Regions from separate parts of the Homo sapiens genome. Here region 2 is linked to region 1. The links are chromatin contacts, found by Hi-C or POLR2A ChIA-PET in ENCODE. All regions are on one chromosome and are shown on one strand. The core of a region is the stretch at or near the end of the contact, and the rest is flanking DNA. Distances in the headings are between cores, read along the strand shown. Region 1 has its middle 23 kb from the start of SAR1A. Region 2 has its middle 14 kb from the start of PRF1.

Region 1 (5,528 bases), core at 371-2,870:
GCAAGGAAATGTATAATACTTGTGTATTTGTTTGCTAGTGCTGCCATAACAAAGTGGCAAACAATGCATTAAACAACAGAAATGTATTGTCTCATAGTTCTGAAGGCTAGAAGTCAGAGAGCAAGGTGCTGACAGGGCCGTATTCCCTCTGAAGGGACTGGGGAAGGGTCTGTTCCAGGCCTCTCGTACCTTCTGGTGGTTCCTGGATTGTGGCAGCAGAACTCCAGTCTTCACATGGTATTTCACTGTGTGCCTGTTTGTGTCTAAATTTCCCTTTTTTATAAGGACACCAGAAATACTGGATTAGGGGTCCATCCTATTCCAGCATGACCTTATCTATTTTATTATATTTTATTTTTAAAATTTTATTTATTTATTTATTTTTTGAGACAGCGTCTTACTCTGTGGCCCAGGCTGGTGTGCAGTGGTGCAAGCTCGGCTCACTGCAACCTCCGCCTCCCGGATTCAAGCGATTCTCCTGTCTCAGCCTCCCAAGTAGCTGGGATTACAGGCACCCACCACCATGCCCTGCTAATTTTTTAATTTTTAGTAGATACGGGGTTTCATCATATTGGCCAGGCTGGTCTTGAACTCCTGGGCTCAGGTGATCCACCCACCTCGGCCTCCCAAAGTGCTGGGATTACAGGTGTGAGCTTATCTTAACTAATTACATCTGCAATGACACTGTTTCCAAACAAGGGTCACATTCTTATTCCTTTTATAAGTGCTTCTATTTTTAAACAATGCCTCAGTCATTGTAATGTGTAGTATATAAGTGATTTATTTTTGTTGGAGTAAGAAATTTGTTTTCCAAACCAAACATTGTATGTTCTCACTCGTAAGTGGGAGCTAAGCTATGAGGATGCAAAAGCATAAGAATGACACAACAGGCTTTGGGAACTCAGGGAGTAAAGAGTGGGAGGGGGTTGAGGGATAAAAGACAACAAATTGGGTGCAGTGTACACTGCTCGGGCAATGGGTGCACCAAAATCTCACAAATCACCACTTAAGAACTTATTCATGTAACCAAACACCACCTTTTCCCCAATAACCTATGGAAATAAAGATTTTTTTAAAAAATTTCATAATACAATTGCAAGTATTAATAGCAGAATAGACCAAGCTGAGGAAAGAATCTCAGAGCCTGAAGACTGGTTCTCCAAATTCACTCAGTCAGACAAAAATGAAAAAAATAAAAACGAATGAACAGCGGGGCACGGTGGCTCACACCTGTAATCCCAGCACTTTGGGAGGCTGAGGTGGGCAGATCACGAGGTCAAGAGATCAAGACCATCCTGGCCAACATGGTGAAACCCCATCTCTACTAAAAATACAAAAATTAGCTGGATGTGGTGGTGTGCGCCTGTAGTCCCAGCTACTCAGGAGGCTGAAGCAGGAGAATTGCTTGAACCCGGGAGGCGGAGGTTGCAGTGAGCCGAGATCACACCACTGCACTCCAGCCTGGGCAACAGAGCGAGACTCCATCTCAAAAAAAAAAAAAAAAAAAAAAAAAAAGGAATGAACACAACCTCTGAGAAATATGAGATTTTGTAAAGAGACCAAATCTATGACTCATTGGCATCCCTGAAAGAGAGGGTGAGAAAGGAAGCAACTTGGAAAACATTTGAGGATATCGTCTACAAAAATTTCCCCAACCTCCCTAGAGAGGCCAACATTCAAACTCAGGAAATGCAAAGAATCCTTGTGAGATACTATACAAGACCATCCCCAAAACACATAGTCCTCAGATTCTCCAAGTTCTCAGATTCTCCAAGGTTGACATGAAAGAAAAAATATTAAAGGCAGCTAGAGAGAAGGGGAAGGTTGCCTACAAAGGGAACCTCAACAGGCTAACTGAACTTTTCAGCAGAAACCCTACAAGGCAGAAGAGATTGGGGACCTATATTCAGCATCCTTAAAGACAAGAAATTCGTTTTCCAAAAGAGGGTCATAGGCTGGGTGCGGTGGTTCATGCCTGTCATCCCAGCACTTTGGGAGGCTGAGACGGGCAGATCACCTGAGGTCAGGAGTTCGAGACCACCCTGACCAACATGGTGAAACCCTGTTTCTACTAAAAATACAAAAAGATTAGCCGGGCATGTGGCTGGCGCCCGTAATCCCAGCTACTCGGGAGACTGAGGCAAGAGAATCGCTTGCACCTGGGAGGTGGAGTTTGCAGTGAGCTGAGATATCGCCATTGCACTCCAGCCTGGGTGACAACAGCGAGACTCCGTTTCAAAAAAAAAAAAAAGAGGGTCACAAACACCTCACATTCTGAGGTGCTGGGGATTAGGACTTCAATATGAATTTTTGTGGGACACAACACGTAACTCTCAAAGAGAAGCTTTGGGTGTTTGGAAAGTTCTCTTTTTCATCATCCATGCTAGATAAAAGTCATCTGGGTACTAAAGCCAAAAGAAATCTTAATTCCTGGAACAGCCCTCTTAGGAACACTTCTTGAGATTTGAGTTTGCCAGGCACTGTTTTAGACACTGGGGATATAGTGTTGAGCAAGACAGATGAGGTCACCCTGACAGTAGGATGGGCTTGGTTATGCACAGCAATCCCCCCAAATCTCAATGGCTTAAGGAAACAAAAGTTGATTCCTCACTCACATAAAGTAGGCTCTGCTTGTGGGCAGCTGTTCCCCTATGATAGCTTAGCATCACGCCTCCGTGTTAACACGTGCTTTCTCATGTCGATCAGCCTCTCGGAGGAAGAAAGTGGTGGAGCCTTGCACTGGTGATTAGGTGCTTCTGCCCAGAAGTGACGCACATCACAGACATTTCACTGGCTAGAGCAAGCCGAATGACCATGCCTGACCTCAAGGTGGTAAGGAAGTCCAGTCTTACCATGGAGTAAAGGAAATAACTGTGAGAGTGCCAGGTATTTTGACACACCTCATTTAACACAGAGAGAAATAAGCTCTTCTTATTTATTTATTAGTTAGGGTTTTGCTCTGTTGCCCAGGCTGGAGTGCAGTGGTATAATCATAGCTCATTGCAGCCTTGAACTCCTGGGCTCAAGCGATCCTCCCACCTCAGCCTCCTGAATAGCTAGGACTACAGGCATGTGCCACCATGCCTGGCTAAATTTTAAATTGTTTTGTAGAGATGGGGTCTTACTATATTGCCCAGGCTGGTCTCAAACCTCAGACTCCTGGACTCAAGTGATCTTCCCAGCTCAGCCTCTCGAAGTGCTGGGTTTACAGGGTTTACAGATGTGAGCTACCACACCCAGCCTCTTTTTTTTTTTTTTTATAAGAAAAAGATGCAGAGAACCTAAGTAATTTAGCCAAAGTCACTTAAATTTATCCAAAGTCAGTAAGTGGCTGAAGCAGGACTTAGACCCAGGTCATCTGACCTTGAGACCAGGGATTTTCCTACTAGCTTTATGTTATTTGTCTGCTTTCACAATCATTATTAGTGGGTACTTAACATGTCTGGGCTTTAGTTTTCCCATCTGCGTCACAGGATTGGCAGGAACATATGTGAAGGAGCTTGCCCACTGTCCATGTCATAGTGGGCGTTCGGTGAAGCCTGGTTGTTTATAGTTGTGATCTCAGCAACTCTTAGTGTGATCAATGCATTTTTTTTTCCCAGGTAAGGAAACTTGATGCCTTGGCCTGGTTATTTAAAGGGTCTGAATGAGAACCCAAATCACTCACCACTGAGCCCAGGCCTACACGTGCTACTGCTCTGATGGCAATTATTTTCAATCTGATAAGCATATTTGCTCTACAAGGGCCTAACTTGTGCTTTTGCACATGACGTTCTTTACATTTAGAAAAAGCTGCTCCTACTGCTTCCTGGGAGTCTCAAGGCAGAAAGGAATTTACTTTTGCATTAATAAGAATGTTGTGCAAATTGCCATGGTGGAAAAGTTTTTATGAGTTATAAATTTGAATCAATTGCTATATAGTTCATTGCTACCTCTGTCGATCTTTGAGATCTTTCCCTGATTATTACAAAACCTTTAAATTAAGGAAATACTTGCCAGGAATAAGGTTAAGCAATGAGAATCACAAGGTTATGTGGCAATCTGAACTTGAAGTCTGAGAGCAATTTGGCAATATCTATCAAAAATTTAAATTCATACTTAATCTTTGACTCAGCAATTCTAGGAATTCATTCTGCAGAACAGTCAACCAAACACATAGTATACAGCAGCTTTGTTTGCAATAGCAAAATCTGGAAAAGTACTTAACTGCCCCACAGAGGAATGGCTGAATCTGTTACTCATACCCACAGCACTTAAAGAGTGAAATCACTGCATGGACTGATATGGAAAAGATGTTCAAAATATATAAGTGAGGAGAGAAAATTGTAGTACTCTATAGTGGTAAACTATGACTTGTGGGCCAAATCCAGCCTGCTGCCTGTTTTGTAAATAAAATTTTATTGGAACATAGCCAACATCTTTTCATTTGCAAATTGTCTGTGGCTGCCTTCCGTCTACAGTGGAGTGTTCAGTAGTTAGGACAGTGACCATATGGCCCCAAAAGCCAAAAGTATTTACTGTTTGTCTGTTTACAGAAAACATTTTCCAATCCCTGCTCTATCATATGATCCTATTTGTGTTTTTTACAAAGGGAGCATTTGGAGGAAAGACGTATATCAATAGATATGCTTCTATAAGCATAGACAATGAAAATCCAAATCCAAACCACAGTTAAGAAATCTAAAACCACAGTAACAATGATTACCTCTGGGGAGTGGAACTGTGGAGTAAGCAAGGAATAGATAAGGTCAGAGAGTTTCCTTCTTCTTTAAAAGCTTCTGTACTCTTGGAATTATTTTTCTAAAAGCATATGCAGTATGCCTTATTTTATTAAAAAAAAAAATCAATGAAGTAGGAGGAGAACACTGATGAATGGTGTTCAGCACACCCAGTGATATAAATGCTGCCAGCTCTCTAAGGCAGACTTTCTCCAAGTGGTCCCTGAACTACCAGAGCTATCTGTTTAAAAAAAAAAAAAAAGCCGAATGAATCAGAATTGGGAGGTGCTGGGCCCTAAAATCCACTTTTTTTTTTAGACAATCTCACTCTGTCGCCCAGGCTGGAGTGCAATGGCATGATATCAGCTCACTGCAACCTCCACCTCCCAGGTTCAAGTGATTCTCCCACCTCAGGCTCCCAAGTAGCTGAGCCTACATGCGCACGCCACCACGCCTGGCTAATTTTTTGTATTTTTAGTAGAGATGGGGTTTCACCATGTTGGCCAGGCTGGTCTTAAACTACTGACCTTAAGTGATCCTCCCGCCTCAGGCTCCCAAAGTTCTGGGATTACAGGCATGAGCCACTGCACCCAGCCTAAAATCCACTTTTCAACCAGGACTCTGATGTTTGAAACCGCTGCTCTTGTAATAAATGCCAGAGATCAGCAAAAGATTTCTCAGTGGGGTTTAATATAATCAGTGTGAGATCATCCAGCAAACATCTACTCACAGCAAAAGCAACAACAATAATAGCTCCCAATTATGAGCACTTCCTAAATGCAGGCCCTGTGCTATAGGCTTTACCCACTT
Region 2 (5,528 bases), core at 1,040-3,539, 420 kb before region 1:
ATTAATTTACATGATAATTATAAATTCACAAGGTGTCTGGCAGAGAGTGCATGTTAAACATGGGATGCTTACAGTTATAATGATTAATACCCACTCATTTATCCCTACATCCTAGTCCAACCCAGAAACACATGCTGTTTCCTTCATGTGAGTCGCTCTTTTTTGTCTCCATGCTTTTGCCCCTGTTGTTCTCCTCCCTGAAAACCTCTGCACAGTCTTTGCTACCTGCCAGTCCTTCGCATGCATCTTGTTCTGGTAACATAGAGACCCAAACCCACTGCTCCCCTCCGAACCACGGTAGCTCTTCATTGCTAAGCCACACATCTCAAACCACCTTTAAGGTTTTATGCCAATGACTTCAGTTTTATTTTGATCTTTTACTCTGCGTCAAGCTCTTTAAACACATTATTACCTCATTTCATCTTCAAAGCAGTGCTCTGAGTTAGAGGCATAGATGGATGGGTACCTTTGTTGGTCTTATTTTACAGATGAAGACACTGCAGCTTAAAGAGATAAATACTCGGATACAAGGTTAATTGTTGTTAGTAGAAAGCAGTAGAGCCAGAATTTTGACCAGGCACTCTGGCTCCCAGAACTATAAGTTCAGTTATGATGCCAAAATGTATATTTGGATGGTAGGCTCCTTTAAGGATGGAACTCTATTTTATGTGTCTTTGTAGCCCTCTCTATGATTACTAGCACCTGGTGCATAGTATGTGTTCATTAAAGACTCCATCAATGCGTGGCATGGTGGATGAATGTACACATCCACCAGTGCTAGTCAAATGCGTGGGGCTGTGGGGCTTTCGGAAGAAACTTTGCTAGCTAAAGGCAGATGAAAAAGTCTCAGACACTGTTCAGTTTCTTCCAAGAAGTCATTAGTCAGACTCTTACTCAGAACTTCTTTTCTTTTTTTCCATTCAGGTTTGCGCTCAGTGAGACATTTATGTTTTCACAAGCCCTTGGCCACTAGCAATCCATCAAAAAACCCCAGCCATGGCTCAGCATGGCTGGCTGGCCAGACCAAATGGTAGGCAGACTGTCAAAACATTCACAAAACCCACACCAAATTTTTAAACTGTATAATCTAAGGGCATTGCTCTCACAGAGAAGTAACAGACCCACTGTTCTTTAATAGAAATATCAGAAAACTGGGAGCTCAGGGATGAGTTAGAAATCCAGTTTTTCCAGACATTGGAATTTCACTTGAACGTGGATTTGCTAGACAGCTGTATGAGCTGCGCTCCTGCGAGAGCACTGGCCTCAAGCCAGAAAACCTAGGTCTGCTCCCTGCTCTGCCACTTGTTGGTTGTATAACATTGGGCAAGTACTTCTTGCTGGGTCTCAGTTTTTTTAATTAAAAAAAAAATAGGGATAACAATATTTTGCATATGTCACAACATTGTTAGGTGCAGATGAAATAACACACACAAAATTCTTTGTAAACTGTAAAGTCTGTGTCAGACAAAATCAAGAGTGGGGGTCATGGAGCCAAATGAGACGACTGGGGCTGCCATTTCTAAACAGCTACCATGGGTCTCCTGAAGCAAATGAGGGGCAAGAAGTCAATCTGGTAAAAGGGAAGAATGAAGAAGAGAAAGAAAGGGAGGTAAAAGCCTACAAAATCTGAACAGGAGATACAGAAAGGACAGGAGAGAAGGGGACCCTGATGTCTTTCCAGTTCCTCTAAGTATAGGTTCATTTGGGGAGATTCCTACGGTAATCCTTATAGCAATCCTCAGTGTTACCATTGATTTAAAACAAAACAAATGCAGGTCTCTTCATCTGTTCAGTCTGCTATAACAGAAGTACCACAGACTGGGTGACTTCAAAGAACAGAAATTGATGTCTCCCAGTTCTGGAGGCCAGAAGTCTGAGATTAGGGTGCCAGCTTGCTGGGCTCTGGCAAGGGCCCTCCTCTGAGCTGCAGACGGCTGTCTCCTCATTTCATTCCAGTCCTCTGGAGCCTCTCTAATAAGGGCACTGACACCATTCATAAGGGATTATGACCTGATTACCACCCTCATAGCCTATTACTTCCCAAAGGCTCCACCTCCTAGTACCATCACATTGGTGGTTGGGATTTGAACAAATGAATTTTGGGAGAAACATAAACATTCAGTCATTACAGCGGGAGATTCTACTTCTACTACTCATTTCCACAACATGCACATTCGCATTCTAGGTTCTTGTTTGGTTAGCTGATAGAGTTGATGTGGCGGGGTAGACCTCAAATCAAAGGTGTTAGAAATGCTCTCTTTGTGCTCCCTAAATTGGGTCAATCTCATATGAAAATGTTGTCGGTATGAATTTGTAACCACCATAGGCTTGTTCATAGCCCTCACCACCATGGGCTTAGATCTCTGTGCTAGGAGCTGGGCATGGTGGCTCATGCCTATAATCCCAGCTACTCAGGAGACTGAGATGGGAGGATCCCTTGAGCCCAGGAGTTTGAGACCAGCCTGGGTGATATAATGAGACTCCCTCTCTACAACAACAATGAAAAAGATCTCTATGTTAAAACAGGAAAAAACAAGCAAACAAAACAAACAAACAAAAAAACTCCTTCATCTGAATTAACTAGTGGTTGCTATACCTACCAGAGTCCTTTGAGTCTTTTAAAGTAAAACAGAAAGAACAGAATAATCTAGCACATAGTAGGCAATCAATAAATATTCACTGACTGAAAGAATAAAGAACAAATATTACAGAGTAGCTATCCTTAAAAGCTTTCTATGAGAAAACCCACTTCTGTTACCTAGAAAGACAGAATTAAATACATATATCAAAAAGCATAAACAAAATTGGAAAAAAGTAAGGGAAATTCTAAGCAGCCAAAAATAATAAAGAAGCAAAAACTAGAGGGTAAAGCAGGCCAACAGCCAGGGATACCCTGAGGACACAGGCCTGGCCAGGGAAGCCAGAACCTCAGGCTACGGTGACCACACGAGCAACAGGAAATAAGGCTGGGCAGGGTTGCAGAGTAGGGGAATTGAAGCTGAGACCACTCCACGTAAAAAACTAAATAAATACTCAAAGGGCTAATAATGTCAATCAAAGGATAGGCTGTTAAAAGGATCTATTTACTGGGATAGGGAGTCCAGAAAAAAACTCATTTTTCTCAGTCTTAAATCTGAGTGGAAGGACGGTCTCTCCTTAAACATCAGAACCACAGGTCTACCTTCCCATATGCCACTTGCGTGAGTCAGAACATGCCAAGCCAAAAAATAAGCATAAATAGGTCTGAGTCGGTAAAAACGGGAAGTGTCTCATAAAAGCACATGCAAACCCACTTTGGAGGAATGTTCTCAATCCTAAACTTTGCAGGATTCCCACAGGTGAAGGGCAGCCAAGAATGAGCTCACAATCTAACATTGCAAGCAAAACCCTCAAGGAAACAATCCACCAACCAGGAAGATTCAGCTGTATAACAAGATAAAGAATGAGCTGCACCAAAGATTTTATGTGTTGGCATAACTAGATATAAAACCCAAAATGAATACGTTGACATGTTTAAAATTTGTTTCAATAACTAGAAGACATAGTCATGAAATTTTGAAAAAGAATGAAACAGAGTTTACACATAAATCATTAAAAGCAAAAATTAACTAAACAAAAAAATGTCATAGGTAAGACTGAGGGAAATGAGGCCACTTATGCTTTGCTGGTAAGAGTGAAAACTGGTGCTGTCCTTATGGGGGCTATTTATAGCAAATTTATTACAAAATTAAAAATGTGTAAGGTTCTGTTCCAGCAATTCAATTCCTGGGAATTTATTCTACAGATATCCTCCACATGTCCAAAAGGAGGCGTGTACAAGGTTATTTACTGCAACATTGTTCATTAGAGCAAAAGACTATAAATAACCCAAATGGCCATCATTAAAAGGCTGGCCCAATAACTTACGGTTCATCCATATAACAAAATACTATGCAACATTTTTTTTAAATGAAAGATTGAGGAAATTATGTGCTACAAGGTAAGATTTCCAAACTGTATTCAGTAAAAATAAAGACAAAGTACACAGCAAGATGTATAATAGGGTTCTTTTGTGTGAGAAAGGAGGAGAATAAAAAACTATTTATGTCTGCACTTGCTTTTATTTGCATGATAAAACTCTGAGAGGCCACCAAATAAATTAGGAAAAAAAAAAACAACAGTGGCACCTATGGAGGTCAGTTGGACTGGAGCAAATGGGGAAAGAGCCAGAGAAGGATTATTCACTGTATATATTTTCCATCACTTTGATTTTTGCATCTTGGTACGTGTATTACCTAATCTTAAAACCCAAAGTATGAAGTAATCGTACATTAGACACATCTGAAGCAACAATTCATGAATTGAAAAGAACAGGAGAAAAATAATGGCAACTCAGTACAAAAAGACAGAAAGTGGGAAATAAGAAAAAAAGCGTAACAGACATGGAAGAGAGAGTGAAATGGACTATTATATCACCAATGGCATTCAAAAAGGCAAAAAGTAGACTGGGCATGGTGGCTCATGCCTGTAATCCCAGCACTTTGAGAGGTCGAAGCAGGCAAATCACTTGAGCTCAGGAGTTCGAGACTAGCCTGGCCAACAAGGTGAAACCCTTTCTCTACCAAAAACACAAAAATAGGCTGGGTCCAGTGGCGTGTGCCTGTAGTCCCAGCTACTCAGGAGGCTGAGGTGGGAGGATAGCTTGAGCCTGGGAGATGGAGGTTGCAGTAAGCCAGGATTGTGCCACTGCACTCCAGCCTGGACAACAGAGCAAGATCCTGTCTCAGAAAAAAAAAAAAAAAAAAAGGCAAAAGGTAGAGCAAATGAGGGAGATGGAATATATGACACTGTAACAGCCAAGATTTTTTCCAGAATGTTAAAGGATGTGAATCCTCAGACTCAGGAAGCACCACAAATCCCAAACAGAATACATTTAAAGAAGTCATCTCTAGATATGTACTTCATAGTAAAATTTCAGAAAACCAAAACTGAAAAGATCTTAAAAACAGCCTCCCCCACAAAAAAGACAAATTCTCTATGAAGAATAACAATTAAACAGTAGCAACAGTGGAAGCCAGAAACTGTGACATAATAACTTAGAAGCACCGAGGGGAGTCAACAAGCAATAACTTCAAAGGGTCAACCAGCTCAAATGATAATTCAAGAACAGGGATGAAATAGACAGCTCAGACAAACAGAAACTGAGAGCATGTGCTACCAGAGAGACTCACTGAAAGCACTTTTCTAATGGGCGCTTCAAGGAAAAGAAAAGTTATCTCCAAAGAAAGCTAGATCAAAGAATAAATGAGCAAAGACACTGGTAAACATGCATAAATACAGACAAATGTTGATTATATCAAGCAATAGTACTAATAAATGATTTAACAGAGGAAAAATGAGATGGAACTAAAATACTGGACAAAAATAACTTTCAGAATGACAAAAGGTGATTTTTTTATTTTATTATCATTATTATTTTTTTGAGATGGAGTCTCACTGTATAACCCAGGCTGGAGTGCAGTGGCGCAATCGTGGCTCACTGCAACCTC

Evidence for each region. Hi-C counts contacts between places; a loop is a spot of excess contacts on that map. ChIA-PET counts read pairs that join two places held with the same protein, here RNA polymerase II (POLR2A).
Region 2: a map of lower leg skin shows a loop between it and region 1 (12-fold over the local background). The contact joins two enhancer-like sites. A Hi-C loop is called at or near these places in 1 of 168 maps with a recorded cell type or tissue (lower leg skin). POLR2A ChIA-PET finds 5 or more read pairs at or near these places in 2 of 52 experiments (CD8-positive, alpha-beta memory T cell and HepG2).

The regions. Positions count from the first base shown.
Region 1 is chr10:70,190,728-70,196,255 of GRCh38, reverse strand. No RefSeq gene overlaps it. Among named protein-coding and RNA genes, the nearest start is that of SAR1A, 23 kb to the right of the region's middle. Within about 2 kb of position 1,620, at least 2 of the 41 ENCODE cell types and tissues checked have a DNase peak (open chromatin) inside an H3K27ac peak, as active enhancers do.
Region 2 is chr10:70,613,717-70,619,244 of GRCh38, reverse strand. No RefSeq gene overlaps it. Among named protein-coding and RNA genes, the nearest start is that of PRF1, 14 kb to the right of the region's middle. Within about 2 kb of position 2,289, at least 3 of the 41 ENCODE cell types and tissues checked have a DNase peak (open chromatin) inside an H3K27ac peak, as active enhancers do.